Linked DNA regions of Mus musculus: region 1 is linked to region 2. The links are chromatin loops, found by intact Hi-C in ENCODE. Cell type or tissue: heart. All regions are shown on one strand. Links, peaks and the distances in the headings refer to the core of each region. The heading gives the core; the rest is flanking DNA.

Evidence for each region. A loop is a pair of places that touch in the nucleus more often than their neighbours do. Peaks named below come from ENCODE experiments on the same cell type or tissue, not always from the same donor. Only the 100,000 strongest peaks of a DNase experiment are listed, where the experiment ranks them.
Region 1: it touches region 2 in a loop (5-fold over the local background); 2 of 42 quality-filtered maps call a loop at or near these places.

Annotation. Positions count from the first base shown.
Region 1 is chr5:18,039,941-18,055,736 of GRCm38, forward strand. No RefSeq gene overlaps it. Among named protein-coding and RNA genes, the nearest start is that of Gnat3, 85 kb to the left of the region's middle. In heart, for the core only: CTCF peaks have their summits at 3,280 (motif pointing left) and 3,487; no DNase peak of the experiment used is centred there.
Region 2 is chr5:17,918,394-17,934,189 of GRCm38, forward strand. It overlaps Gm31612 (a long non-coding RNA gene), which reads left to right and starts at 13,797. Exons shown (of 3, transcript XR_389766.2): 1 at 13,797-13,835. In heart, for the core only: no CTCF peak of the experiment used is centred there; DNase peaks (open chromatin) are centred at 5,458 and 5,908.

The DNA.
Region 1 (15,796 bases), core at 2,311-4,810, 120 kb after region 2:
TCTGAAGTTTTCCTTTGTCATACACTATTCCAGATGATTCAAGCAAAAGATTGTTTCTAATTAATATCACAAGTGCTTTTTTTATGTAAGAGAGACAATGTGGCTAATTGTAAAACATCTGGAGCAAACAAAAATACAGAGACAAGAAGTGAAAGATGCATGCAGATGGGGAGGGTTGACTGAGGGCAGGAGCCTAGGTCACTTGTGATGCACAATTCACTAAAGTATGACTTATTTTCAGTTTGATCAAAAAATGTTTAGTGTGTCAGTCAGATTTCTCCAGATAGAATGACTCTCTCTTTTTCTCTCTCCATATATATGGAGAGAGAGAAAGAGAAAAAGAGAGAGAGAAAGAGAGAGAGGAGAGATTGACATAGACATCTGGGAAGAGAAAATCTCAAATATATATATATATGTGTGTGTGTGTGTGTGTGTGTGTGTGTGTGTGTGTGTGTTTATAGAATGACTTTTAGTTGATCCAATCATGGCTGCCTATGAATGGAAAATTTATGAATCCAGTACTTGTTAAGTTCATGAGGCTCTATATCTAAGGTTGTCCTCAGTATTTGGAATCCTCAAGAAGTAGTCTCTAATTCCAGTAAAGGAATGGACTTGCTTATAAGGGTAAGAGCAAGCAGGAAAAGGGAGAGGGTTTTCTTCTTCCAAGTCCTTGATACAGGATGCCAGCAGAAGGTGTGATTCAGATTAGAGGTGGATCTGCCAACCTCGGAAGACCTAAATTGAAGATTTTCCTCCCCACCTCAAAGATCTATATTATAAGTGAGTTTTCCCTGCAAAGCTTCTGCAAGGCAAAAGACACCGTCAATAAGACAAAAAGACCACCAACAGATTGGGAAAGGATCTTTACCTATCCTAAATCAGATGGGGGGGGACTAATATCCAATATATATATAAAGAACTCAAGAGGGTGGACTCCAGAAAATCAAATAACCCCATTAAGAAATGGGGCTCAGAGCTAAACAAAGAATTCTCACCTGAGGAATACCAAATGACTGAGAAACACCTGAAAAAATGTTCAACATCCTTAATCATCAGAGAAATGCAAATCAAAACAACCCTGAGATTCCAATTCACACCAGTCAGAATGGCTAAGATCAAAAATTCAGGTGACAGCAGATGCTGGTGAGGATGTGGAGAAAGAAGAACACTCCTCCATTGTTGGTGAGATTGCTAGCTTGTACAACCACTCTGGAAATCAGTCTGGCGGTTTCTCAGAAAATTGGAGATAGTACTACTAGAGGATCCCACAATACCTCTCCTGGGCATATATCCAGTAGATGTCCCAACCGGTAAAAAGGACACATGCTCCACTATGTTCATAGCAGCCTTATTTATAATAACCAGAAGCTGGAAAGAACCCAGATGTCCCTCAACAGAGGAATGGATACAAAAAATGTGGTACATTTACACAATGGAGTACTACTCAGCTATTAAAAAGAATGAATTTATGAAATTCCTAGGCAAATGGATGGACCTGGAGGGCATCATCTTGAGTGAGGTAACACAATCACAAAAGAACTCAAATGATATGTACTCACTGATAAATGGATATTAGCCCAGAAACTTAGTATACCCGAGATATAAGATACAATTTGCAAAACACATGAAACTGAAGAAGAACGAAGACCAAAGTGTGAACACTATGCCCCTTCTTAGAATTGGAAACAATCACCCATGGAAGGAGTTACAGAGACAAAGTTTGGAGCTGAGACAAAAGGATGGACCATCTAGAGACTGCCATATCCAGGGATCCATTCCATAATTAGCCTCCAAACGATGACACCATTGCATACACTAGCAAGATTTTGCTGAAAGGACCCTGATATAGCTGTCTCTTGTGAGACTATGCCGGGGCCTAGCAAACACAGAAGTGGATGCTCACAGTCAGCTATTGGATGGATCACAGGGCCCCCAATGGAGGATCTAGAGAAAGTATCCGAGGAGCTAAAGAGATCTGCAACCCTGTAGGTGCAACAACATTATGAACTAACCAGTACCCCGGAGCTCTTGACTCTAGCTGCATATGTATCAAAAGATGGCCTAGTCGGCCATCACTGGAAAGAGAGGCCCATTGAACACACAAATTTTATATGCCCCAGTACAGGGGAACGCCAGGGCCAAAAAATGGGAATGGGTGGGTAGGGAAGTGGTTGTGGGGGGGGGGGAAGAGTATGGGGGACTTTTGGGATAGCATTGGAAATGTAATTGAGAAAAATACGTAATAAAAAAATATTTTAAAAAAAGTGAGTTTTCCTATGTCAAATGATTTAATAAAGAAACAATTCCTCAAAGATGTTCCCAGTCATTCGGGTCTTAGTTAATTCCAGGTGTAATCAAGTTGACAACAAAGAATCTAAGAATCAGTACAGAATTTTTAATTGAAACAAAACAAGATGGAATTCAAATGGGGAGAAGAGGGAAGGTAGAGAGGCAAGAGAAACAGTTTGTAAGCCTGAGAAGAGTAGACAGTTGTGATTCATAAACATTGATAAAGGTCATGGGATTCGTGAACTTGTTGGAAACCATCTGAGAATAGCCAATCAGAATCTTTTCATAACAACAAGGAAAACATTTTACCCAGAATGAACAACAAAGAGAGTTCATGAGTGAATATACAGTAGATATCTGAGATTAGCAAACCCTATTAAAAATTAAAATCATTAAAGAAATTGGGCTGTAGCGACATAAGAACTGTAAACAGCATGATTTATACCATCCCTTGTCTATTGAATTGTGTGTGTTTGAGGGGACAGTGTGTATGGTGAGATTCTCTCTTGATAGCTGGTAGGACCTAGGGATCAAACTTAGGCCCTTTATGTTTGTCAGCATGCAAACATCTCTACTCACTAAGCAACAGCCTCCCAGAACATTTCTCTTTTTCCACATAAAACATTTTTCTTTCCTTCTCCCCCTCTTCTCTATCTTCTCCCACAGACCTCCTCCTCCATCTCTTCTCCCTCTTCCTCCTCCTCCTCCTCCTCCTCCATCAAGCACATAAGGCTAATTCCCTAACACTGAGGTATGGCCTCAGTACTCCCTTTTTACTTTTTATAGTTTTAATTTTTGAAATTATAATATAATTACATTATTCCCATTTCCTCTTCCTCCTTCTAAACCCTCCATATTGACACACTTGCTTCATTAAAGTCCATGGCCCCTTATTTCTTTAATCATTGTTACTCACATATTGCTAGCTCCTATTTTTCAGCGACTTAGTGGGAAAGTTCCTTTCATGAATGGAAGGCGCCCCCTGGTGGTCAGGTTCTCTGGGCCTGTCTATAGCACTTGAAATTGAAATGAGTCTGTATCTCAAGAAGGTATCCATATCTGTTACTCATGAGAGTCCAGCATTTGGAAAGAACATACTTGTAGATAATGGATATTGTCATGCTGCCAATATGTATAGTAAACACCTAGTAGGAGCTGAGAACTACAGTTAGAAAAACAAGATGCTGTGAAATACAATGTAAATCACATGTACAGTGGCTTCCAGTACTATTCCTTTCTCCTTTGCTCCTTCATAATACACTGCATATATACATATATATATTTACACAATTAGTAGGTAAGCTAAGTCTTCCCTCTTCCCCCTGCTACACTAAGAACTCCTGACTTAAAGAGCAGCTTTAACTGTATAAACTTGCTTAGATAGAGAATCAAAGCTATGTGTATTCTTATAAGTGTCAAAAGTTTATTTTTTTGTATCATTGTGAAATACTGGTTTATTGCAATGCATTATCATTTCTCTTATCTGTGCAAATACTATTGAGTTAATATCTTTCCTTCTGCCTGTTGATATTTGCACAGTTTCTAAATTCTGCATGCACAGATTCTCTCTTTCTTTCCTTTTTTTTTCTTTATTCCTTTTTTTACAGTACAGACTTGATCCCCCTTCCCCACCTCTCCCCACATAATACCTCACAACCCCCAACCCTGATTTCCACCCCCCTACCCACACCTCATCATTCCTCCCCACTCCCTGGGGCCTCAAGTCTCTCAAAGATTAGGTGCATCTTCTCTCACTGAGGCCAGATCTGGCAGGAAGTCCTCTGCTGTATGTAGGTTGGAGGCCTCATATCAGCTGGAGTATGCTGTCTCTTTGGTGGCTCAGTGTCTGAGAGATCTCGGAGGTCCAGGTCAGTTGAAACCACTGGTGTTCCCACCAGGCTGCCCTCCTCCTCAGCTTTTTCTAGCTTTTCCTCAATTCAACCATAATGGTCCCTTGCTTCAGTCCATTAGGTGGGTGCTAGTATCTGCATCTGACTCTTTCAGCTGCTTGTTGGGCCTCTTAGAGGACAGTCATGCTAGGCTCCTGTCTGTAAGCATACCACAGCATCAGTAATGGTCTCAGGGCTCCTGGCTTCCCCTTGAGCTGGTTCCCAATTTGAGCCTGTCACTGGAGCTCCTTTCTCTCATGCTCTTCTCCATTTTTGTTCTTGTAGTTCCTTCAGACAAGAACAATTCTGGATCAGAGCTTTTGACTGTGGGATGGCAACCCCATCCCTCCACTGGAGGTGGACTCTACAAGTTCCCCCTCCCCACATGCACACATTTTTAAATTCTCTGAATTGCAGAGTAATAACAGAGAGCAAGACAGTAGTTGCCTTGGGACAGGACGTAGGGGTAGGGAACAGAGTACAAAAGCCACAAGTAAATCTCTGAGTTGTATGTGATCCTAAAGTGATGGTCTCAAAGGTTGATATAAAAATGGCAAAAATAAATCAAACAATGCACTTTAGATAGGGACAATTTTCACATTACACTTCAATTATATCTTAATTAAATAGTTAACATGTCCAAAGCTCTATTAGAAAGTACAAACACTATTAAACGGACTTCACCGAGTGGTTAGAGCTCCCTGTGCAGAATCTTATATTTGAAAATATGCATCTCATCTGAAAGATTGGGACAGGACACTGATCAGAGAAGTCAGCCTGGGTACGAAGCCAAGACAAAGAAGATACAGAGGAGGAAAAGGAAGGGGAGGGGGAGGAGGAAGGGGGAGAGGAAAAGGAGGAGGAGGAGAAGGAGGAGAGGGAGAAAGAGGACAATGATGAGGACTGCACAGAGTCAGGAATAGCAGGAGGTGGAGTTCTTTCAGGATGTCATTCTCTGTCAGTTTGGGCAGTGTACTGTCTACCTGTGAGCCTCGCCTCCTACACAATCACCAATGTGGGATTTAGAGATTTTCTCCTGAAGGAGATGTATGCACAAAAAGTTTAAAAGTTATTTATGGTCTGTTCAGGAATGTTGCTCTCCATCATTCTCGAGAATCTTAACTCTGAAGAAAACAATCTACATGGTACACTCGAATAGTTGAGTACTGAGTCAGGACAGTGAGGTGGTGTGGTATTTTGGTTCTGACAGAGTTTTTTAAGGCAAAATTTGAATGGTAGTTTCAATAGCTGTGTGACACAATCAATTAAAGTCTCTCTTTTTTCAACAGTAATGTAATAGGCATTAATTTAAGGAAGGGAGGCAAGTGAGTTACTGAGGACTTACCTTCTATACCCAATGCTCCTGGCCCTACATCTAGATCCAAAATAAAATAAATTATGAAAAATGGAGCATTTAATGTCATATCAGCAATGTGAACCCAAATGATAAGAAAGTAAACCTAAAATGTTTCCTATAAACACTATACTACATACAGACATCACACACGTACACACACACTCCTACCCCAATAGCTCTTTAAAATAGAACAGGTATTGTAGTGATGTCATCATTTTTCTCTTTCTCACATAAATAATGATGAATATTACTTTCTTATCAATCTTCAGGTTTTTAGATACTAGAAAACCTTTAATGCCTATTCCCAAGAATTGACTAAGAAAAATTCTTATGATTCTCAATTTTAAGGATTGTGGGTTTTTTTTTATATTAAAACATCTTAAGATCTTCAGATGAACATAATTAGTTCAGTTTCTCAGGAGTTCCTTGTAACTCTCAAATAGACACAACTCATTGAACTAGGGAAGATATAATAAGGAATAAAATTTGTGAGTTTTGCCAAATATTCCATACTTCTTTCTTCTCAATTTGTGTGCAATGTGGCTTATCTTTTCCATTCTCTCTGTCTCTCTGTCTCTGTCTCCTCTCTGTCGTCTCTCTCTCTCTCTTCCTTCCTGTCAGTTTCTTTCTCCCCCCACCCCCGCCAGTATTTACAAGTACACTTTATGTTTGCATGTGGCAGCATGCATTGCTAATAACTACAGGAAATCAAAGACATGCACATGTGTACTACTTTAGCAAGCATTCAGTTCATGTCATGGTTTCCCCAGTTCTACTGAAGACAGAAATTGAGGACACAACAATGCAAAGCTTACGATTTCATATTCTATTTTCAACCTTTATTTGTTCCTTTCTGAGTTTCTAGACAGAAACATGTCACAAATCTAGCCTATCAATAAACGCTGTACCCATTCAAACTGTTACTTACATTATATCTTCTTTCCATGTCTGAAAAAAATTAAGGAAACACAAGGGAAAAACTAGTCTAATGATTAAGCAGAGTTAAAGATATGTGGTCATAAACTCTTAATTTACTGTTATCTTCGGTAATTTATCTATATGTCTTGCCTCTTGTTTTATCATCCATAAAAACAAAGGAATGTTACATATAGTTTAGGATTAAAAAATAATTAAATTCTTTGCAGAAAGCCCATACAATTGTTCTTGAAATAAAAGACATGCTGAATAATTGTCAAAGAAATAATTATAATTTAAGGAGTTGCTTAATATTTCCTGGAGCCAAAATAAAATTTCCCCAGCCGATTTCTCTCTCCCTTGAACATAAGTCTTTGAGAAAGATGGGTAGTTGTTCAACCTTTCATTTCTCCGCTTGTGGTCATCATTTGTTTGTTCTATAGTTAATTTCTTAACCACTGTGATAAAACACACTGTAGAAACAGGTAAAGGGGGGGGGAGGGTATGGGGGACTGTTGGGATAGCATTGGAAATTTAATTGAGGAAAATATGTAATAAAAAAATATTAAAAAGAAAGAAAGAAAGAAAGAGAGAGAGAGAGAGAGAGAGAGAAAGAAAGAAAGAAAGAAAGAAAGAAAGAAAGAAAGAAAGAAAGAAAGAAAGAAAGAAAGAAAGAAAGAAAGAAGTAGAGGGAAGAAGTGTTTATCCTGACTCTTGGTTCAGGGGATCTAATCCAGTATAGCAGGAAGGTATAAGGTGAGAGTATCCTATCCAGTCCTGCAGGAGGGAGAGTCAAGCTTGTCATTTTTCTCTGACTAGGAAGCAGAGAGGTCAAGTAGGAAGCAGAACCAGGCTATATGTAAACCGTACGATCTTGATGTCTCTGGCTCCCAGGAATCTACTTCTTGCAACCAAGTGCAACCTCCTAAAAGTTCTCCATTTCCCATGATAGTGCCAACAGTTTTTCTATGCTGTACATCAATTCAGTGTTGTCCATCATAAAAATTATAAAAAAATGTTGGATAGTTATGAATTGGTGGAAGGATCAAGGGCTCCCAAAGAGGACAGGGACTCCCCAGGAAGATCAACAGAGAAAAGTAACAAGTTTCTTTTGGGGGCTTCAAGTGACTAAACTACCAACCAAAGAGAGAGCACAGGATGGACTTAGGATCTCTGCACACATGTAGAAGATGTGCAGCTTTGTCTTCATGTGGATCACCCGATGGCTGGAAATGGGGCTATCCCTGAATCTGTTGGCTGTTTGCCTGTGGATCCCATTCCCTTGACTGGACCACGAACTCTGGCCTCTGGTGGGAGGAAGTGAAACTCATCCTGTGGTGACTTGATGAGCTGGGGCTGGGGTAGGGGGTGAAGGGAATGGGAGGGTAGGGCGTGGGGTATGTGGGGAGATGATACATGGGGGCTTCAGAGGAGAAGGGATGGAAGAATAGGGGCAGGATCTTCATGGGGAGTGCTGGAAGGATGCTGCCATGTGGAGTGAATAAATGAAATTCTAAAATAGTGTGGATAATTATATTACAGTTTGTATGTATTTATATTATATAAATTAATATTAATAAATTAATATTCTTATCATACTTCCATATTCCTTGGTATTTCCTAGACATTAGAACAGGTTCCCCTGTTCTAGAATATCATTGGGCAAATACATGTGAATAAGCGTGTAATTATGTCCAAAATGTTTTAGTAAAAAAATTTCTAGCAATGTTTTAGAAAATAAACCTAACAGCTAACAAATTGCAATCCTGAAAAATGTTTGGAAACCTCTACCAGCATAAAATTTACTTACAAAAACAAGGAGAAGCTTTATCAGGTTAATGTTAGAGATAGAGCTTGGGTGTACTTTGAAGACGTTTTGCTCTGCATGATATATAGACAGTGGAATTGTGCTAAATAATATCATGTGTTTCTTCTTCAAAACCAAGGAAAGTAAGTCATTAAAAGGTACTAATGTTTTAACAGGAAGTAAAGAGCGGACAACACCCCTCAGGAGTTTTCTTCTGCCTTAAACAATCCTTGTGATATTTAAGTACATTGCCTTGTGTGTCAACATAAAGTGGTGTTTAAAGTAAAATATTCAGAATAAATTTGGTATTAAAACCAGATACTGAAAATTTTTTCAGATATATAGATACTGATTTTATCATCAGCATGTATTTCATCGCTCTTCTTTATATTGTAGCCCTAATATTTTACCTAAAATACCTCTCTCAATTTCAACCACATGCTATAGCTGTAGGGTTTTGAAAATCCACCAATCCCGGGGTTTGACCCCAGATTAGGTCACAAAATTCCACCAATCCCACGCCACTGTGGAAAGCCACCCCTCCACACACATACACACAAGAAATGTATATAAAATCAGTCTCCTCTCAAGTTCTTTTCTGCTTCTCATCTGAGTAGAGGCAACCACCCTCTTGAGTTTTTACCAATTAATCTGTGTGAGGTTTGTTGTCCAGATTGAATTTGTGATATTCCTTGGCTCTCAACTTCTAGGGTACCTTTCCTTTCAGAGCTACAATACTTATACTGGGAAAACCTTTTCCCCCAGAGCTGTAACACTTACAATAGTAGGAGGGATTCTCCAAAGACACAGAACAAGATGTGTATCTATATACAGAGATTTATTTTAGGGAAATGGTGGGGGCTGGCAATTCTGAAATCCACAGAGCAGACTAGTAGGCTGAAAATTCTGAGAACTGATATAGTCAGAAGCCCAAAGACTGAAAACTAATTTAGATTGTATATGTTATAATCTGGAAGTAAGTTTTTTCCCTATTTGGTGCGCTCCATCTCTTCTCTTATGACCTCCAGCTGGTCATATAGGACCTATATATGTCATAAAGGACAATCTGCTTTACTGGCGACTCTACTCATATAATATAATGCACACTTAGAATAATATCTCATAGAAATGTACAAACATATATATATGACTAGACAACTTGGCATTATGACCCCACCATATTAACAGTTAAAATCAATCAGCAAGGAATAGACTCTAAGGACTATGGGCATTGTTCGATGGCAGAATATTCTAGAATGGACTAAACTTGGCTACAAAATCAGCTTGTGACTTTACACTATCCATAAATATGACCACATCCTTCTATCTATAGAAATTGATGCAGGGCTATATATAGAAGGCAACTCACTGTCAAGCGTAGGAATTTTGTTTAAGATATTAAAGAAAGCTTACTTGTCAAATAGCTTAGAAACATTGAAGCTTAGCTTAAAGCTAAATCTGTCAGTGGCTTTGCCAGATGAAAATTCACCCAAAACTAAGAATATAACTGAAACGAGAAGAAATTCTGGCTAGGTGACTTTTAGGAACAAAAGAAATTATGTGTAGAATATTGGAAAAGCTTTCACATGTTTATTTAGAATACTATGCCATAAGTAAATATCCACATGCAAAAAAATTAAGGTGCACCTTGGTTTCAGCCCATACACAAAAAGAAGATCAGGAGCCCAAGTTCAAGAGCTATAGAACCACTAAAGGAACACACAGATGTAAATGTTATGGCTTTGGGTAAGGCAATGGTTCTTAGATATGATCCCAAAGCAAATAAAAACCAACTAAAAATGGATAAACCTAACCATATAAATTTCTCTGTTCTTGTTTTTACTTTGCATATTTTAATATGTACTAACAAGAAAGCAAAAGAAAATTTACAATGTGGATGAAAAGATTTACAAGTCGCTGATCTAATAAAAGACACCTAGAATTGATTAGTAACAGTTAAAATTCATTAATAAAAAAGATAACCTCAGTAAAAATAAGAAAAGGATTTGGATAGATATTTCTAAAAATACCCAATAAGCAAATAAAAAACTATTGAACATTATACCTTATTACTCCAACAAAAAGCGGAATCACTATCAAATTATGTTATTAGAATGGCTCTAGTCAATATCACAAACAGCAATGAGTGTCAATGAAGAAGTGGAGTCAATGGAACCTCATTCACTTCTGGCATAAATACACAGTCTGGTAAAGTCTTTACTGAAGAACTTTTTGACTGTTTTTTATCAATAAATGTAGAGTCACCATGTGACCTAATAATTCCAGTCAGACATGTGTCTCCTAGAAGAAAAATGTCTTTTAAAATCCAAAATCCTGTGTAAAACTACACACAGCAGTAATATTTAAGGTGATAAAAAAGGAGAAGTAATATAATACAATTGTTTATTGACAGATGAATGGACAAATAATATTGTAAATTCAGTGGAAATTTGATATTAATAGTGTGGTTGTTTCAATATGCTTGGCCCAGGGAGTGGCACTATTAGGAGGTGTGGCCTTATTGGAGTAGGTGTGACCTTGTTACAGGAAGTGGGTCACTTTGGGGGTAGGCTTTGAAACCCATACCAGTTTTCTTCTGTCTGAATTCAAATCAAGATGTAGAACTCTTAGCTCCTACAGTACCATGTCTGCCGGGGTGCTGTCATGCTTCCTGCCATGATGACAGTGGACTGAACATCTGAAATTATAAGCCTAGCCTCAAATAAATGTCACCCTTTATATGCATTGCCTTGTCATGGTGTCTATTCACAGCAGTGGAAACCCTAATTAAGACAATTAGGAAGTTATTGGTACATGAAAAACATGGATAATCCTTAAAAATTTAGACTAAGCAAAGGCACCAGTCATAAAGAGCATATGTTATATAATTGCACATACATAAATTATGCAGAATGGAAAAAAAATCTCTTCTAGAGTCTCAAATAATAACTACTCTGAAATATAGTGGGGTACTGATACTACTGGACTACTACTAAGTAAAGGATTTCTTTCAGAAGAAAATAAGATGAAAACAGACTATGATGATGGTCACATAAGCATGAATAAACTAAAAAGGATTGAATTCTATACTTTGTGTGAACAATAAAATTATGAAAGTAGAATTAAAATATTAAATAGCTATATAAAATTTGACAAAATTGTTTTTCTTCAAACAATTTCAAAAATTGTTTTTCTTAAAACAATTTCATTTTGAAAAACTGTAAATTCTATTAATAGCTCTATTTTCATCTCTAAACCCTTAACTCTGTAACTTCCAAATATTTATGTATAATATATTTCATTTCTCATCTCTCACACTCTGAGGTTCTGAAACTAGGGAGAGAATTCTACCAACAGCATCTTTTCCTAGACCATGGATTAGAGAAATTTCATAAAACACTAGAATTGTTTTATAATTAACATGGCAACCAGACACATTGCATTTTTTCTTTAAAATTTCATTATGACACAAAGCTTGTAATCTTGCATTTCCTTTATCTGAAAAATCTCTACTTTCCTAGTTCACAAATGGAAAATACGATAATTTGAATGTTTATAATTACCTATACACAACCAAGGTGTCCACACATCTTCTAACAATGAAGTGATATATCTATTTGTGGAGGAAAAGATGGCAAACTTACTTCTGAATGTAGGTGACAGTTATTGCCTCTAATGAGAAAATAATGTCAGTTATTTTTATTTAATGTCATAAATGACCTTCATTCACTGAACTTTCTACACCTCCCAGAAAATGAAGGCATGTGACAGGAGTAGAACTATTTTGCTTAAGGATTAAATGATCAGTCAAACACACAGAGAAAGGCTCAGTAAATTTCTCTTGTTTGTTATACCTAACTGTAGACTTTGCTAAAGCTAATTTTGCTTTGATAATGGTTGCAGGCATTTTCTGCTATTGTTTATTTGTAAACAGCATGTATTGTTTTTCAGAGAAAAACTCTGTACTGTTTTCTACCACTTGTTCTTGTCAAACTAGTAAAAGAGACAAGGACTCATAGATACTGTCTACAACAATCTGATCAGAAATGAGGCTGATATCTCTCTCCATTTTCTGGAATACACATTCAGATATAACAATATCTGAATGCAGGGAAATTGTAAAGATAGGCCTAACGAAGAGAGAATAGCAAAATAATGCTTTGTGAGGTGAGATAAGAAATATATCATTTGAAGTATTTGGCACTAAAGAAGAATAGGAAAACACTCCTTGTCATCAAATGTGCACTTTCAATTTTCACTCCCTTCTATGTAGCTAATAGGAATTCTTAAAGTATCTTTATGTATTACCACATAAATCTTAGAATTAACATATCTAAATATTTTCTTTTTCTTATTTTAAAATATTTTCTAAGCATGTTTAATGACTTGTTTACAATGTAAAGCATGAATGGTAAGGAAAGCTTTATGGTCTTTGGGAGTCATTATGTGCCTTATCTCATTCCTCCTCCCAAATTTCCAGGCTTTGGGGAAGATAAATATTACTCTATGTAATTTATAAATAAAGAGATTGAGGTAAAGGAAGCTTGAGTGACTGGCCTACAACTTATGCTTTATAATTGAAGTGATCAAAAATAATATCACCGTTTAACCCTAAACTTGAAATGTTGTCTGTAAACTTATTATTTTATCACCCTTTAAAATTGGAGAATGTAATGATTAATCTTAATCAACTAGTCTTAATCAACTTAACTAGTCAATTTAATCTGGTCGTGAGTATAATTAGAATCACCATGGAAAAACACTTCTGGGTGTGCCTATTGGGGTGTTTCCAAAAAGGTTTAGCTGGGATGGCAAACACACCCTCAATATCGGCAGCACCATCCCATGGGTTCAACAGTGTATGAAAGAAGAATCTGAGCTGACCACCAGTTCACATTCATCTCACCATACTTCCTGACTGTGGATGCCATGAGTCCTGTCACCAGACACTACTGTGGCCATGTGTTCCCCAGTGTGATGAACTACTTTCCTTCAAACATTATCCCTTCTTCACTGAAAATATTTCTTGTTAAACTTTTGGTCACAACAGGATTATGAGTAACTGAGATTTAAGAGGTATGTGTGTGTGTGGCATGAGTAATGTTCTTTCTTTACACTGATGGACTCATGAAAATTCTGGAGCCTGGGTGGCTTTTGAACACACAGCATTGCTTAGCTTAAGCTGAAGCTATTTGCTCGTAGGTTCCTTTTCTTATTACTTCTGCATGTGCTTGCCTATAGGATTCAATACATGCATAGTGAATTTACTTCTGGTTAGAGTCAAAAGCAAGAGTTTTCTAAGAAATGCTCAAATTCAAGTGGTGAAGTCACCATGAATGAAAGAACTTTTCTAAGTAAAATATTTTTCTTCTACATAAAGTACAAAATTTGTTGAGTTTAAAAATGTAGCCAAACTCTATCTTCTAAAGGAGCCACACAAGGAAAAAGTGGTAGAGTATCTCAGACATTACTCAAACAAGCCTGTCTTGTGCAATCAGCGTATTTTACCTCCTATGTCTATTTCTATGGTAGTATAATAGCCCTGGGCATGTGGATTAATAAACCATTGAGACCATCTCTACATATCCCTGTGTTCTCTTTATTTGCATGCATGGCTGTGGTAAATTCCATCATTTGGGGAAGTGGAAAAATTGACAATGTCTGACTTACCATGTCAGATTTAAAAAGTAACACTGGAATCAGAACAACTGCTCAATAAATATGAAGTGTATAGTTATAACTGTTATGAGATTTATAATCATTGTGTTTATTTTTCAAACACAAATATAGTAAGCAATTATATGTTTGTAAGAATAAACACAGATATAATAAGCATATTATTATATTTCATAACTTTGTGAAATACAGCAATGATAGAATTATAGAGTGAAAGATTATTTTTCACTCTATAATTCTAAGTATGGGGGTTGACATTTCTTTGTGGCTACTTTCCAATTAATTACAATTAGTAATTATCTAGTTTGTTTTGGAATATATGAGGTGAATTTTTACAAGGTGGACTGAAGACCTGTGCCAGAACACACTAATTACAAGCTGCTTCAGTAACTAGCTCAGGCTGCCAAAACAAGATACCACGGGGGTGGCTTGAACAATACAAATGTTTTCTATTTCATTTCTTGAAGCTAGAAATCAAGGTCCTGCAATTGAAATTGTCAATGGGACTCTCGATATTTGCAGTTTATGAGTCTACACAAGCAAGCAAGCAAGCAAGCAAGCAAGCAAACAAACAAGAAAAGAAGAGAGAGAGAGAGAGAGAGAGAGAGAGAAGAAAGGAAGGATATTTTTCTCTCTGTGTCTCTCTTGCTGTCTTTTTCTCTGTCTCTCTGTCTCTCTCTGTCTCTTTGTCTGTCTGTCTCTGTCTCTTTCTCTCTGTCTCTCTCTGTCTCTCTGTCTCTCTCTCTGTCTCTCTCTCTGTCTCTCTCTCTGTCTCTCTCTGTCTCTCTGTCTCTCTCTCTCTCCTTTCTTTCTCCCTCTCCCCCTCCCTTCCCCCCTTTCAGGTTTTACTATGTATCGTCAACTGGCTGGAACTACTTTTGTAGACCAGACTGTTCTCAAACTCAGAGATCCACCTTTGTCTGCTTCCTAAATTCAGGGATTAAAATCATGTGCCCCAATACCAATAAATCTGTCACGGTATCATGGCTTTTCCCTTCCCATTATGACTTTCTTTAATTTTCACAACTTCTAGAAAACTGTCCAGATACAAACACACTCAACATTATGGTTTCAATATATCTATTTCTGAATGTATTGCAATTCAGTCTATAGCAGCTGTGAAGTCTAATTAGAATTATCATGTCTGTTTGAAAGACTGGTCTTAAGCGTTCAGAGTACTCCATATGCAGTCTTTAAGGAAAGGTGCCGCCACATGTTTCTTCCTTAATACAAACAGTCACATCCTTATACGGCCATGAGAAAACATCTACTTACATAGGGGAAGGTGTTCATCTACTCTACAAGAAAGATCCACCTTGTCTTTCTAAAGCACAGTATCAATTATAAGTAGAAAATTAGAAGAAACTGACAATATGCTTGAGTTAAAAGTACATCTGGAGACTTAAAAATTAATTTATGAAGCTAGAGATGTCTATTAGAATTAGTTCTTTACATATTAAAAGTACACAGAACCATTTGCCATCTGTTTCTGTAAGTAGGCAGAACCCTGACTCAGCCCTGTGGCACAACTGATAATGGACACATAGGACTCTGTGACTCAGAAACTCATCAGGGATTGAAACAAGCAAGCTCTTCCGAATTCAAGTCTCCTGGGCCATCATTCAAATGCATTATTCAAGTAACTAATGAGACAAGAAGAGCTTGAACCATAATTGACTTATATTCTCTCGGGATGTCAGCTTTGAGAATAGATCTGAATAAATTCCCCAAGTGTATTGTAGACAGAAAGTATTATAATTAATTTACCAGTCAGGCTGAAAGCATTATGAGTGATAGAATGAGCCTACCTTCCTTTACCAACTCCTATATCAAACTCTCTGGGGGCAAAATCCCCTGACACAT
Region 2 (15,796 bases), core at 4,812-7,311:
ATACATGAGTCTTTTTTGTTTAGGAGTTAGCTTCTCTGGGGAGTCTTTTCAATGAGCAATAGAAGTTCCTATGGTCCTTATCTATTAAACTAAGGCTGCTATGTAGTGTATGTGGACAATATAATTTTCATCCCATAGTTAAACTACATTAATTCTTAGCTTTCATCTGTAACTCTGGAAGTCACAAAATTAGTCCCATCTTTGATATATCAAATTCTATTTAGAAATTGGAAGGAAAATGAGGTTTAATTGGAATTTTATATGCATTAGTGTATTTTTTATTTCAAAATTTTAGACAAATATTTTTGGTTTTCAGTTAAGTACATTTACATTCAGATAGACCGAAGAATATTGGTTTACTATATAATTAGTTTTAGTAAATAGCATAATTGAGATTAAACACTAAATGGCAATGTATAAAGACTCCCCTCTCAGCTATGTAAGACATTTACCAGAAGAAAAAACAACCAATAATAACCTATTTATAAAAATAAGTATCTAAGATAATAAAACATTAGAACTGTAGAAAAGAGAAGAAATTTACACATTTTAGGAATGAAATTGAATAAAGGTCATCAAATATTTTGAAATGACAGATGAATCAAACTCAGCATATTTGTGTCAAATGGAATGTGTTCATCAAACAGCATGAATCTCCGCATGAATCTCCGCATGATCTCGGGGGAAACAGGTATTTGCTTCCTCGCCCACATGGAATGAATCCAGGACCCTCCAGTGTTCCTGACCATGGGTGTGTCTCCTGCTTAAGTCAAGGCTTCCTGTTTTAGAGACAGCTGTGGCCTTTGCTTTCCATCTGTCAGGTAGGAAGTAAAAATTGTCCCTCAGGGACAGTTCTTGGACGATACACTTAACACTTCACCTATTTCCCACTGGCTATAATTTTGTTGCACAGCTCCTCTATCTACTGAAGAAACAAGTACACACATTCCTTTTGTGTTTCCCCTAGATAATCAGCTACTCCTTTAACACTGAAAGATAATTGCCTTTGGAAAAAATCTGGGTTGAAGGTCAGTCAGAGTTCCTGATGTCTCGAAGACTTTTTTTAAAATTTTTTTTATTAGGTATTTATTTCATTTACATTTCCAATGCTATCCCAAAAGTCCCACACACATTCTCCCACCCACTCCCTTACCCACCCACTCCCACTTCTTGGCCCTGGCGCTCCCCTGTACTGAGGCATATAAAGTTAACTTTTTTTTTTGTCATCTTTAATAGTGATAGATTACATATATACCAAAAATTGTTTTTACCAAAAATAAATCTCTTTATGAATAATGATCAGCCAATGTTTGATTTATGTGCCTATCTTTTAGAACTATATACTCAGGATGATATAAAAATTTCTCAGCTCAAGAGAGTCACAGGTAGAAAAAGCCTATGAAGCCCACTCTGAGGAAAAGTCCAAAGTATGAACCACTGACGGAGAGAAACTGAAGCCTCCACTCAGGCAGCAATGCCGTGAGGAGTGCAGCAGAGTCACAGGTGCTGGGGCCTTCCAGTTTCCAAGGCTCCTTCCTTCCTGTTCTTACAAATCTGCAGACTCAAAGCTGGAGAGAGAACAATTGGTAACGTACATGTCACACAAGACGAGAACCCAAGTCAACTCTCCAGATTCCAAGGTTTTAAGAAAATCCAGGTGAAGGGCTAGAGAGACAGATAATTGCTCCTCTTGCAGAACTGAACTGAGTTCAGTTCCCAACACTTACCTGAGGTGGCTTCCGACTACCTGTAACTCCGCTGGCATCTAACACCTCTGCTCTTTTTTTTTTTTTTCAATTTAGCTATTTTTTTTAATTAGGTATTTTCCTCGTTTACATTTTCAATGCTATCCCAAAGGTCCCCCATACCCACCCATCCCCCCCAATCCCCTACCCACCCACTCCCCCTTTTTGGCCCTGGCGGTTCCCCTGTACTGGGGCATATAAAGTTTGCAAGTCCAATGGGCCTCTCTTTCCAGTGATGGCCGACTAGGCCATCTTTTGATACATATGCAGCTAGAGACAAGAGCTCCGGGGTACTGGTTAGTTCATATTGTTGTTCCACCTATAGGGTTGCAGTTCCCTTTAGCTCCTTGGGTAATTTCTCTAGCTCCTCCATTGGGGGCCGTGTGACCCATCCAATAGCTGACTGTGATCATCCACTTCTGTGTTTGCTAGGCCCCGGCATAGTCTCACAAGAGAGAGCTATATCTGGGTCCTTTCAGCGAAATCTTGCTAGTGTATGCAATGGTGTCAGCATTTGGAAGCTGATTATGGGATGGATCCCTGCATATGGCAATCACTAGATGGTCCATCCTTTCGTCACAGTTCCAAATTTTGTCTCTGTAACTCCTTCTATGGGTGTTTTGTTCCCATTTCTAAGAAAGGGTAAAGTGTCCACACTTTGGTCTTCGTTCTTCTTGAATTTCATGCGTTTGGCAAGTTGTATCTTATATCTTGGGTATCCTAAGTTTCTGGGCTAATATCCACTTATCAGTGAGTACATATTGTGCGAGTTCCTTTGTGATTGGGTTACTTCACTCAGGATGATACCCTCCAGGTCCATCCATTTGCCTAGGAATTTCATAAATTCATTTTTTTAATAGCTGAGTAGTATTCCATTGTGTAAATGTACCACATTTTCTGTATCCATTCCTCTGTTGAGGGGCATCTGTGTTCTTTCCAGCTTCTGGCTATTATAAACAAGGCTGCTATGAACATAGTTGAGCATGTGTTCTTCTTACCGGTTGGGACATCTTCTGGATATATGCCCAGGAGAGGTATTGCGGGATCCTCCGGTAGTACTATGTCCAATTTTCTGAGGAACCGCCAGACTGATTTCCAGAGTGGTTGTACAAGCTTGCAATCCCACCAACAATGGAGGAGTGTTCCTCTTTCTCCACATCCTGGCCAGCATCTGCTGTCACCTGAGTTTTTGATCTTAGCCATTCTGACTGGAGTGAAGTGGAATCTCAGTGTTGTTTTGATTTGCATTTCCCTGATGATTAAGGATGTTGAACATTTTTTCAGGTGCTTCTCTGCCATTCGGTATTCCTCAGGTGAGAATTCTTTGTTCCGCTCTGAGCCCCATTTTTTAATGGGGTTATTTGATTTTCTGGAGTCTACCTTCTTGAGTTCTTTATATATATTGGATATTAGTCCCCTATCCAATTTGGGATAGGTAAAGAACCTTTCCCAATCTGTTGGTGGACTTTTTGTCTTATTGACGGTGTCTTTTGCTTTGCAGAAGCTTTGCAATTTTATGAGGTCCCATTCATCGATAAAGTTAACTTTTAACGTGAAGATTTGTCAACTGCTTTTTTAGCATCAAATGAGATAATCGTGATTATTTTCTTTCAGTTTGTTTACTTAGTGGATTACATTGATGGGTTTTTGTATATTGCATCATCCCTGAAAACCTGGGATGAAGCCTACTTGTTTATGGTGAATGATGTTTGTGATGTGTTCCTGAATTCGGTGTGCAAGAGTTTTTTTATTAAATATTTTTGCATTGATACTCATGAGCAAGATTGGTCTGATGTTTTCTTCTTTGTTGGGTTCTTGGTTTAGGTATCAGCGTATCATGGTAACTGTGACCTCAAAGAAAAAAATTAGGTAGGGTTCCTTCTATCTCTATTTCGTGAATTAGTTTGAGGAGACTTGGTAGTAGGTTTTCTTTGATGGTCTGGTAGAATTCTTCACTAAAACCTCTTGACCCTGGGCTTTTTTTTTGGTTGGGAGGTGTGGGGAGCCGCCCTCACATTCGCCGTTGCAAGATGGCGCTGACATCCTGTGTTCTAAGTGGTAAACAAATAATCTGCGCATGTGCCAAGGGTAGTTTTCCACTACATGTGCTCTGCCTTCCCCGTGACGACAACTGGGCTGATGGGCTGCAGCCAATCAGGGAGTGACACGTCCTAGGCAGAGGATAATCCTTAAAAGGGACGGGGTTTCGCCATTCTCTCTCTTGCTTTTGCTCTTGCTCTCTTGCTCTGGCTCTTGCATTCTTGCTCCTGAAGATGTAAGCAATAAAGCTCTTGCTTTTGCTCTTGCACTCTTGCTCCTGAAGATGTAAGCAATAAAGTTTTGCCGCAGAAGATTCTGGTTTGCTGCGTCTTTCCTGGCCGGTCGCGAGAACGCGTGTAAGAGGGAGGATTTTAATGACTGCTTCTATTTCCTTATGGATTATGAAACTGTTTAAACACTTTACCTGACCTTGATTTAACTTTGGTACATGGTATCTGACTAGAAAATCATTCATTTTCTCTATAGGGAGAAGCTATCTGGTTTCATAAGAAAATATCTAAATGCTTATTTGTATGTGCATGTGTGTATGTATATATGTGTATGTGTTTGTGTCTGTGTACATGCACACGTTTCTTATTTTGTTCTGTCTTGCCCTTCTTTTTGAACTACAGTGGCTTCTTACCCTTAGCTAGAGATGAACAATAGATTAGGATGAAGGTAGAGAAGAGAAGCAGAAGGTGAGAAGCCTAAAATGGAAATGGAACCTGAAAGAGGAATGGCATCCAGTGAACATGGAGTTAGTTGTATAGAACATAATTCCAACATATGCTCTTCCTGTAAACAGGGCTCATAGGAATGAACACATATGACAAGATGTAGGCCTCCCTCATATGTGTATTGTGTGTACATAGAAACAGTGAGGAAAAAAAAAAAAAAAACACAGGAGACACCAGAATGGTATTTTACTGACTTGGGCATACTTTGTGACTTGGGCATACTTTGTGAGACTAAACAAGTTCTTTAAACTCAATAGCTTTAATTACATCAGTGTTTAAGACTCATTTGCCTTACAAGACAATTTTATTAAGTGACATATTAATAGAACATATTAAGTTCATATTAAACATATCATTTAATAGTATATTGAATAATATTGAGTCCATACATAGACTAGTATGTGGTCACCACTTACATTTTCAAAGGTTTTACATTCATCAACACTTTATTTCAAATACTTCACAGAAAAGAGAGAGTTAAATGTGAAATATCTCTGTTGAAGATTATAATGGGTATGCTTACTTGAATAAAACTCAGTAACCATCAAAAATGTTATATGCAATGTCACTCACATGTGTTACATATGAGTGAAAAATGTGTCTTAAATAATGTAGTGTTCGGTACAGCCTCATATTCCATAAGTGCCATGTTACCCTCTCGGTATGTTTTCCTTCTAAGTTCCATTTCAGGTCAAATATCAATTATGAGCTCTATGTCATGAGCTATTTTATTCGTAAATTGACTTGTGAATTCTACAAACAGTTCGACATAGGGCTCAGCCTTTGGGTTGATATTAGATGCAGTTATCTTCTGTGTGAGAGAACCCCCTGTCTGGAAGATGGCCTTGTTGGGCATCAATGGGAGGAGATGCCTTGCTCCTGTGAAGGCTGGATGCTTCAGTATAAGGGAATGCCAGAGCAGGGAGGCGGGAGTGTGTGGGTGAGTAGGAGGAGCACTCTCACAGAAGCAGAGGGAGGTGGAGGTGGAATGGGATACAGGGTTTGGGAGTGATGGGGACCTGGCAAGGGGATAACATTGAAAATGTAAATAAAGAAAACATCCAATAAAAAAAAGAAATCCCTGGCAGATTGATTTTGGAAATCAACCTGATTCTTTGCAGTAAAAGGAGCTATCTGGAGCCTGTTTGTCATCGGGGAAATGAGGGAGGATGTCACTCCCAGTGTACAATGGGCCAAAGTGTTTATTTCCTCTCGTGCTGATTAAATTTTAAAGGGAAAGGTTAAAGTGTGCAATACCCCACAAACAGAACATTGGGCCCATATGGTCCTGCATGTTCTGTAAATTTGACAATACTGTGTGAAAGGACCATTTCCAGGACCTCCACAGCAGGAACTGAAGCACGCTCTAAAATTAGATGGCAATGGGGAAAGTCTCTGAGGGAGGTTCAAAAATGTTCTTTTGTTTGTTTTCTTTTGTGTCATTAAGTAAATGTTGTAAATCATTAGGTCAAAGGTTCTGGGATGTTTCCAGCAGCCAACTCCCTTCAACACAGAACAGGAATTCCAAAAGAATTGGAGGGAGCTGAAAGGAATGCTTGGCTAAGAAGAGCAGGGACAACAGTAAGCTAGTATTCATTAAAAGACAACAGCCAGAAGAAACTTTGCCAAGCTCTCTGCTAAGGACAAGGGCTAGACACTGACAAAAGTGACAGTTGAGGATTTACTGAACACATCTATGAGAAGCTTTATTTTGAGGGTGAACTCATGAAAGTGGGAGGCAAAAAAGGAGGATGAGCAAGAAGAGGAGGAGAAGACAATGGATTTAGGAAGGGAGATGAGCAGGAACACAGGAGACAGAGAAGACAGAGAGCCTCCTTTAGTCCCTGCCCACATACAGATCCCTAGCTACCTCACTAATCCAAACTGATCTGGCTCCAATGCAAGGAAGCTGCTTCTAAAATGTCCTTACTGAATGAAGTTCTCCCTCTGCAGTTCCTCCACGTGGAACAGTCACTCATGCCTCAGCTTGCACTACAGCTGAGCGGCTACATGCTAGTCAGTTACGGGTGTAAGAAGAATTTATCAATCATATCCTGCCAATAGATAGTTTGTCATTGTAGATATTACTAAATAATGATGGAAGAGGTAATAAATTCACATGGACTTGAGCTTTGTACACAGAGATTAAAATGGATCAATTTGCATTCTTCTACATGCAGACTGCCAGTTGAACTAGCACCATTTGTTGAAAATACTTTGTTTTTTCCACGGGATGGATTTGGCTTCTTTCTCAAAATTAAGTGTCCATAGGTGTGTGGCTTTATTTCTGGGTCATCAATTCTATTCCATTTATCAACCTGTCTGTCTCTGTACCTATACCATGTGATTTTATCACTATTGCTCTATTTTAGAGCTTGAGGTCAGGGATGGTGATTCTTCTAGAAGTTTTTTAACTGTTGAGAATTGTTATTGCTATCCTGATTTTTTTGGTATTCTAGATAAAGTTGAGAATTGCTCTTTCTATCTCTGTGAAGAATTGAGTTAAATTTTGATAGGGATTGCATTTTTTTTTTTTGGTAAAATGGCCATTTTTTACTGTAAATCCTGCTGATCCATGAGTGTGGGAGATCTTTCCATCCTCTGTGGTCTTCTATGATTGATTTCTTCATTCAGAGACCTGAAGTTCTTGTCATATAGATCTTTCACTTCATTGGTTAGAGATCCATCAAGATATTTCATATTATTTGTGACTATTGTGAATGGTGTAATTTCCATAATTTCTTTCCCAACCTGTTTATCATTTGTGTAGAGGAAGGCTACTGATTTCTTAGAGTTAATTTTATATCTTGCCACTTTGCTGAAGTTGTTTGTCAGCTATGGGAGTTCTCTGGTAGAATTTTTGGGGTCTCTCATGTATACTTTCATATCATCCACAAAGGGTAATATCTTGACTGTTGCCTTTCCAATTTGTATCCCTTCGACCTCCTTTTGTTGCCTAGTTGTTCTAACTAGAACCTCAAGTAATATATTAGATAGGTAGGGAGAGAGTACACAGCCTTGGCTTATCCCTTAGTTTAGTGAAATTGCTTTAAGTTTCTCTTCATTTAATTTGATGTTGGCTATTGGTTTGCTGTATAATGCTTTTATTATGTTTAGGCATGTGCCTTGGAGTCCTGATCTTTCCAACACTATTAACATGAAGGGGTGTTGTATTTTATCGAAGGCTCTTTCAGCATGTAATTTCATCATCTACCAATGAATAATTTTCCCTTCCAATTTCTTTGTGCTTGTTCTTTTCTCTTGACTAATCACTTGATGTGAGCCAACAAGCCCCAAATTCAGACTAACCGCGGTTTTTTCTATTATACACTCACAATGCCGTTGACTTCTGACACTAGATACTTGCCCCTTTGGGAGAATTATTAATAGACTTGATGGGAAAGGCCTGTCTTTCAGATAGTTCTGGGTTTCTCTATGCAGCATTTATTTTTTGCATGTTGTTGGCCAGAATTTCCCTTGAATGAGAAAGATAAGCTTTTCTGACGCACAGCTAGGATGCTAGGACATAGGATAAAAGTATTTCAGGTGTTACTAGTTGCTCACATGAAAATGAGGATTTCATCAAAAGAATACACAATTCAAATTTTTACTTCCATTTCTAGAGCTAGGTTTAGTCATAAATTAGTAGTCCAATCTGTAGGGGGAGGAGATAACTAAAATCTGGTTTCCTAATTGTTTCTTTATTGGGCCAATAAAGATAGCAGAAGGTAATTGCTGAGCGAACATATAGAAGAGGGTTTTCTGGGTCCCAGGATGAAGAGAAGGTGAACAAATAGAGAGATAAAGGGCTTTGGGGGCCAGGCTTTGGAGGACAGGCACGGAGACCATGTGGACCTGGGGGCTATGAGAACCGGTGGCAGCCTCTGCCACTGGATGAATTCTAATATAGAATAGCTGATGGGTTTAGGACAATAGATTCTAAGCCCAGTGGTTGTGTCATCTTGTTGACTTAAAAATATTAAGATTTTCTGGTGTTTTTCATCCACAATGATTCAGGTGGGCAAGGGAGAGGGCTCAGCTGAGAGGTTGTCCTTTGCAGTCACAGTTGGCAGAGCCAGCCACCAGAGCTGTCGGCCAATGGAACACATATCTCGAGTGGTAGACAGAAAGAGGAATGGGTGGCTCTCAGGAAAACACCAACTGGCAACATGGCGGTGGCTGTTTTGTGATCATAGCTGGGAACTTGGACTAAGCAGGCATTTTAGAATTTACAAGCAACAGATGATGTCCAACATGGTAGTAAAAAATCCACTACTAATTTAGGATTCTCAGTGATATCCAATAAGGCAATTCTCTGATACATATCCAGTTGGAGCCATGGATCCCCCCACATGTACTCTTCAGTTGGTGGTTTAGTCCCTGGGAGCATTGGGGGGGGGGGGTCTGGTTGGTTGATATTGTTGTTCTTCCTATGGGGTTGCAAAACCCTTCAGCTCTTTCAGTCCTTGCCCTAACTTCTCCATTGGGGTCCCCACGATCAGTCCCATGTTTGGCTGAGTGCATCCACATCTGAATTTGTCAGGCTCTGGCAGAGCCTCTCAGGGGATAGCTATACCAGGCTCCTGTCAGCAATCGCTTCTTGGCATCAGCAATGATGTCTGGGTTTGCGGTCTGCAGATGAGATGGATCCCTAGGTGGGGCAGTCTCTGGACGGTCTTTCCTTCAGTCTCTGTTCCACTCTTTATCCCTGCATTTCCTTTTGACAGAAGAAATTCTGGATTAATATTTTTTAGGCGGGTTGGTGGCCCCAGTCCCTAAACAGGGGTTGTGCCTATCCACTGGATATGGTCTCTACAGGTTCTTCCTCCTCTTTGTTTGTTGGGTATTTTGGCTAATGTCCTCCTTGTTGGGTCCTGGGAACCTCTTGGGTCCCCAGCATCTGGGACTTTCTAGTGGTTAATCCCAGTTCCTCCCTCTCCATTGCTGCATACCTCCTTTCAAACCCTCTGTACTTCTCAGCTCACAGGCTCTGAGCTCTCCTGCTGTGAAAAGAGACAGGATAGTGGCTCTGAGGCAGAGAGCCAAAGTAAAATCAGCCTGCTTCCTCCAAGCAGGCATATCATAAGATACAATGCTAAGTTTGGTTTAGTTGTTTTTAAAGGAAAGAGAGAATATAGATTTTGCCTGAGACAAGTGGGGAATTCTTCCTGTGGTTCAGAACTAACACAAAGAGTTTGGACCCAAAGGTGCTGGGACTCCTGCTGTGCAGAATAAGGTGAGCTAGGGGTAGGTAGAGAGAAAGGGCTGCTGCCTTCAACAAAGAACATTAAGAAGATTGTGTGAAAACAGATATGTTTTGGGGAAGTCTTGATGTCTTGCAGGATAACTCATATTCTTTGAATGTGGTCTCTACAGGAGTTTTGGGTTAAATATCCTGGCATGACAGATTAGAAAAAGCCTATGGATTGCCTCTCTGCAGACAGCATAGGCTGGGCATGGGGCAAAGTGTTTTCCTCTACCATGAAGAGTTTCTAAAACTCTTCTCAAGAGTGACAACAAATGTGTATTTATACAGGCTCATCCCATGCTCTTGCTGACTAGGTCAACTTGCCCTGGGAAGGCACAGACAAGAGTGAGGGTTCAGTGAATGTCCCAATGTCCCTGATCACCCAGCTGCAGTTCTCCTGCTGCTGCTTTTGCACTGCGGTTAGCATGGTGGTTCAGGCGAATCCATGAGAGTCTGAATAGTTACTCAGCACTTTTATTGTCTGTAGCCAAGCTCCACAGAAAAGGTCTTTGGTCCGTGGCTAACACTGCCAGTAGATGGACCTTGGCACAGCAAGTCCAGCCAAGTCTGCAGGGCCACCTAGGGAGAAACGAATGAGCTGTAACATTGTTTAAATCATTGAATTGTCCTTTGACCTCCACATGTGTTCTGTGGTTTCCTCATGCCCACACACAATAAATATTTAAATGATACATAAATAAATGTTAAACATGTAAAAAGAAAAAGAAAGAGCCTATGAATAGGCTCATATAGTATTTGTTTAGTTTATTTCATTTGTTTCAAATTGTTTTAATTATCAAAATTTATGATTTTGAGTTTTGTGGTTATTGTATTATTCCTCTGGGAGAGAGGTCAAGCTAAAGGTTTTTCTCATTACTGGCTAAAGGACATGCTAATTTGGGAGAAAAGCTTTATGTTTGTGATTTTATAAAAGGTAATTAGGCTTTGGATCCCTTCCAGAGCTGAATGGATCGGATATGACAGGGGGAGGTCCCCTGAAGAACTAGAAAATTTCATGAAAATCAAACAGGAAAGGTCAAGAATCTTTGTGCTGTTGTGCCAGGGAAATATTAATGATCTCCCAATACACAGACAGGAGCTGATCTGATGCAACTCAGAGCAGGGCCGTTATTCTAGTCAAGTTAGCTCAGCCGTCCCACCCCACCCCAGTGCACTGCCTGCTGTCATGCAGGACGGTTTTGGTCGTGGGGGAGCCTCCGAATGTCTATGGGGCAAGGTTTTATAGTAAACAGCAAGCAGGGAGTACCTGAGCAAGCATCTAATTGGAAAGCTACTGTGGCTGGTGTTGGAGTCATGTCATAAACTTAACTTCCGCTCCCTTCTGCATTGATGGTCCTTAGGCAGAAGGTGGGCTTGTAACCTGGGGTGCAGGTTTGTTGGGGGAATAACCTGGAGACACTGGTCTTGTTGAGGGTGTAACCTGGAAGCACTGGCCTTGTTGGGGATTAGCCTAGAGACTGGAGCTATGCTCAGGTTTTGTTGGGGGGTAACTTAGAAACTAGTTCTAGGTACTAGCCTGAGTTTTACCTGAGTTCAAACTTAGTTCAGGTTCTCTAAACTGGAGTCTGAACTTAAATGGTTTGGCATCTCAGTGTCATCCTTCACATGGCATGAATGAAGATTTATGATTAGCTATTATTAAAATTGGCTCATAAAAAAAGACTGTCTTTCACATGCTCAAACAAGGAGCAGAATTTCATTCTTAGCTCGTCTGTACACCCTACACAGACTCACACAATCCATACAGATATCTTGACGATACTTAAATTCCCTTTTGAGATTTGTATATTGCAGAGCGTACAGCTTTGGTGAGATTTATCCTCAGACAGGCTGAACTCACCTGCCGGGACTGCTAGTGGAATGGATTCCAAATCATCTTGCCTCATTCCGCCTTTCAGAAGGATCCAGTCAGAACTTAGGCATCAGAGACTAAATAGCAATTGTTGTTGACTTGGCTTTCTTAAGGCCTAGCCAAATCTCCTATTTTTCCTACTTTTTCTTCAGCTTTGAAGAAATGTCATCCACCCTATTCAGCAGGAATAAGTTGTGGAGAATCATTATTCCTTGCTTTTGGATGTCTGCTTATAATTATTTAATAAATTATAATTAGGTTGTCATTTTAAGAGATAATTTGGAAATGGTTTTAATTTTAAACAGGGAGGAAATATATCAGATAAATTACTAAATGCATTGAACTAAGCATTGTGTAGCCATAATCTTAATTGGTTGAAATCTTTATTTTTTAAAGAATTTTATATCTATCTATATCTATATCTATATCTATATCTATATCTATATCTATATCTATATCCAAATATCTATATCTACATCTACATCTACATCTACATCTACATCTACATCTACATCTACATCTATATCTATATCTATATCTACATCTATATCTATATCTACATCTACATCTATATCTATATCCATATATCTATCTCTATCTCTATCTCTATCTCTATCTCTATCTCTATCTCTATCTCTATCTCTATCTATATGAATACACTGCAGCTGTCTTCAGACATAGCAGAATAGTACATCAGATTCCATTGCAGATGGTTGTGAGCCACCATGTGGTTGCTGGGAATTGAACTCAGAGGTACTGCTCTTCTCGTGCTCTTAACTGCTGTGCCATGTCTCCAGCCCTGGTAGAAATCTTTATAATTGATGCAAAGTTGAAGTTATATGTTCTTATGTTAGTACAGAAATTAGCTTAATATAGAATTAAGATTTTCATTGGTATAAATCTGTATATTGATACAAAATTTGAGATTAGTATTGTTATTCTTAGACAGGTATTGTGCCTATGCAAGTCTTTCAAGAATAAGAATTTAGAGACAGATAGCAAACTCATAGTTCTGAGTTAATAATAAAAGGGTGGTTTTGAGATACTTCAATTAGAAATAGCTGAGAGTAGTTAAAGGGCAACAGTTCAGATATACTTTGCATAGATAGATATCTTCAAAAGCATCAGAAGTCCACAGAATGTGAAAGCTAAGACATCTCATTATTAAAAACCATTTGTCTAGAGACAGGTCTGCTCCTGACAGCACCCCCTTCACAGTTTGAAGAGGACGTTGCACATCATTACCTCCAGAAGGTTGCTTTCGTGGCAGGGCAGCCATTAGGAAGAATTGCCCTAATTCTCTACAGGCAAAAAATACTGTCCATAAAAGGACACAAGATGCAGGATAGTTGACAGCTTAGCTCTGCCAATACAGAATAAGCTAGTCCTTCATAATAATTTCGTACTTGGCTTAAGGTCTGTCTAGAAGGTTGAAGACAATTGTGACAACATTTTGTGGAATAGAGGACTGTGAAGGTAGGCAGCTGTCTCTGCAATTTGTTTTAATTTTGCAAACTATGTTTAGTGCTTCCTATATTTTTCAGGTAACATTTAAGTTGTTTCCAGATTTCTGGCAGGGTTGAAGACTGTCCGTAGTCTCTTAGCCAACCCTCGCTATTTAAAATTGAGAGATATGATATAGATTTGAGAGAATGGTTTTTAGATGGTATAAAAGCTAAAGCCAAGACATAACTTGGGTGTAGAATTATAAGCCTTTTAAGGTAAGCCACATGTGCTGTTGCAGGGTGGTGCTGGCTAAACAACCAATGTTGTTTGGGTAAACAACCAATGTGTACATATGCAGTAAAGTTTTTCACCAAGTCACTGCCTGGCCTGGGCATGATAATGAGGCTCAGTAAGGTACTGAGAGAGAATCACCAATCAGATGGGAGACATGAAATGAGGTATGATAATGAGGCTCAGTGAGTTACTGAGAGAGAATAACCAATCAGATGAGAGACATGCAAATGAGGTATGATAATGAGGTTCAGTGAGGTACTGAGAGAGAATAGCCAATCAGATGAGGAACATGCAAATGAGGTGTAAAGCATAACCAATCCAGGTGTGAGACATGCCTCTCCTAGGCCTATGTAAGCAGCACCAGTTCTGGGCTTGGGGTCTTTTCACCTCTGCAATCAAGCTCTCCCAATAAACATGTGCAGAAGGATCCTGTTGTGGCGTCTGCTTTGCTGGTGAGTCGGGCGCTCACAAGAGTAGGATAGATGGTAGAGTACTCTCTTATTCAGGGTTTCTATTCCTGCACAAAACATCGTGACCAAGAATCAAGTTGGGGAGGAAGGGAATATTCAACTTACACTTTCCACATTGCTGTTGATCACCAAAGGATGTCAGGACTGGAACTCAAGTAGGTCAGGAAGCAGGAGTTGATGCAGAGGCCACGGAGGGATGTTACTTACTGGCTTGCTTCCCCTGGCTTGCTCAGTCCGCTCTCTTATAGAACCTTAGACTACCAGCCCAGAGATGGTCCTACCCATAGGGGCCTTTCCCCCTTGATCACTAATTGAGAAAATTCCCCACAGATGGATCTCATGGAGGTACTTCCCCAACTAAAGCTCCTTTCTCTGTGATAACTCCAGCCTGTGTCAAGTTGACACACAAAACCAGCCAGTACAAGTACTTTATCTAAATTTACAAATTGATGGACTGGATGCCATTTGTACCTCATATTGTGTAGTCTACTTATCATGATTTTTTAAAAATTTATATCTGAAAGAAGATATAGATATAGATATGTGTATATATATGTATATATGTATATATGTACATATATACATATATATACAGAAAATGTAAGATGTAAGAGAGAAATTGATAATTAAAATCTGGTTCCCTAATTGTTTTTAATTGTTTCTTTTCATTTTTGTTTTTTTTTTGTTATTATTTTGTTTTTTGTTTGTTTGTTTGTTTTTTGATATCACTTGAGGTACCTTCTTCTTTTTTTATTAGATATTTTCTTTATTTACCTTTCGAAATTTATCTCCTTTTCCATTTTCCCCTCCGAAAATCCCCTATCCACTCCCCCTGCTCCCCAACCCACCCACTCCCACCTCTTGGACCTGGCATTCCCCTAAATTTGGGCATAGAACCTTCACAGGACCAAGGGCCTCTCCTTCCATTGATGACCAACTGGGCCATCCTCTGCTACATACGCAGCTAGAGACACAAGTACCACCATGTGTTTTCTTTGATTGGTGGTTTAGTCCCAGGGAGCTCTGGGGGTACTGGTTAGTTCCTATTGTTGTTCTTCCTATAGGGCTGCAAAACCCTTCAGCTCTTTGGGTACTTTCTCTAGCTCCATCATTGGGGACCTTGTGCTCTGTCCTATGGATGATTGTGAGCATCCACTTCTGAATTTGTTAGTCACTGGCAGAGCCCCTCAGGAAACAACTTTATCAGGCTCCTGTCAGCAGGCTCTTATAGGCATCTGCAATAGTGTTTGGTTTTGGTGGTTGTTTATGAGATGGATCCCCAAGTGGGGCAGTCTCTGGGTGGTCATGCCTTCCTTCAGTCTCTGCTCTGAACTTTGTCTCTGTAACTCCTTCCATGGGTATTTTGTTCCTCCTTCTAAGAAGGATTGAAGTATCCACACTTTGGCCTTCCTTCTTCTTGAGTTTCATGTGTTTTGCAAATTGTATCTTGGGTATTCTGAGCTTCTAGGCTAATATCCACTTATCAGTGAGTGCAAATCTAGTGACTTCTTTTGTGATTGGGTTACCTCACTAAGAATGATATCCTCCAGAACCATCCATTTGTCTAAGAATTTCATAAATTCATTGTTTTAAATAGCTGAGTAGTACTCCATTGCATAAATGTACCACATTTTCTGTATCCATTCCTCTGTTGAGGGACATCTGGATTTTTTCCAGCTTCTGGCTATTATACATAATGTTGCTATGAACATAATGGAGCATGTGTCCATATTACAAGGTGGATCATCTTCTGGGTATATGCCCAGGAGTGGTATTGCTGGGTCTTCTGGTATTATGTTCAATTTTCTGAGGAACCGCCAAACTGATTTCCAGAGTGGTTGTACCAGCTTGCAATCTCACCAGCAATGGAGGAGTGTTCCTCTTTCTCCATATCCTCACTAGCATCTGCTGTCACCTGAGTTTCTGACCTTAGCCATTCTGAC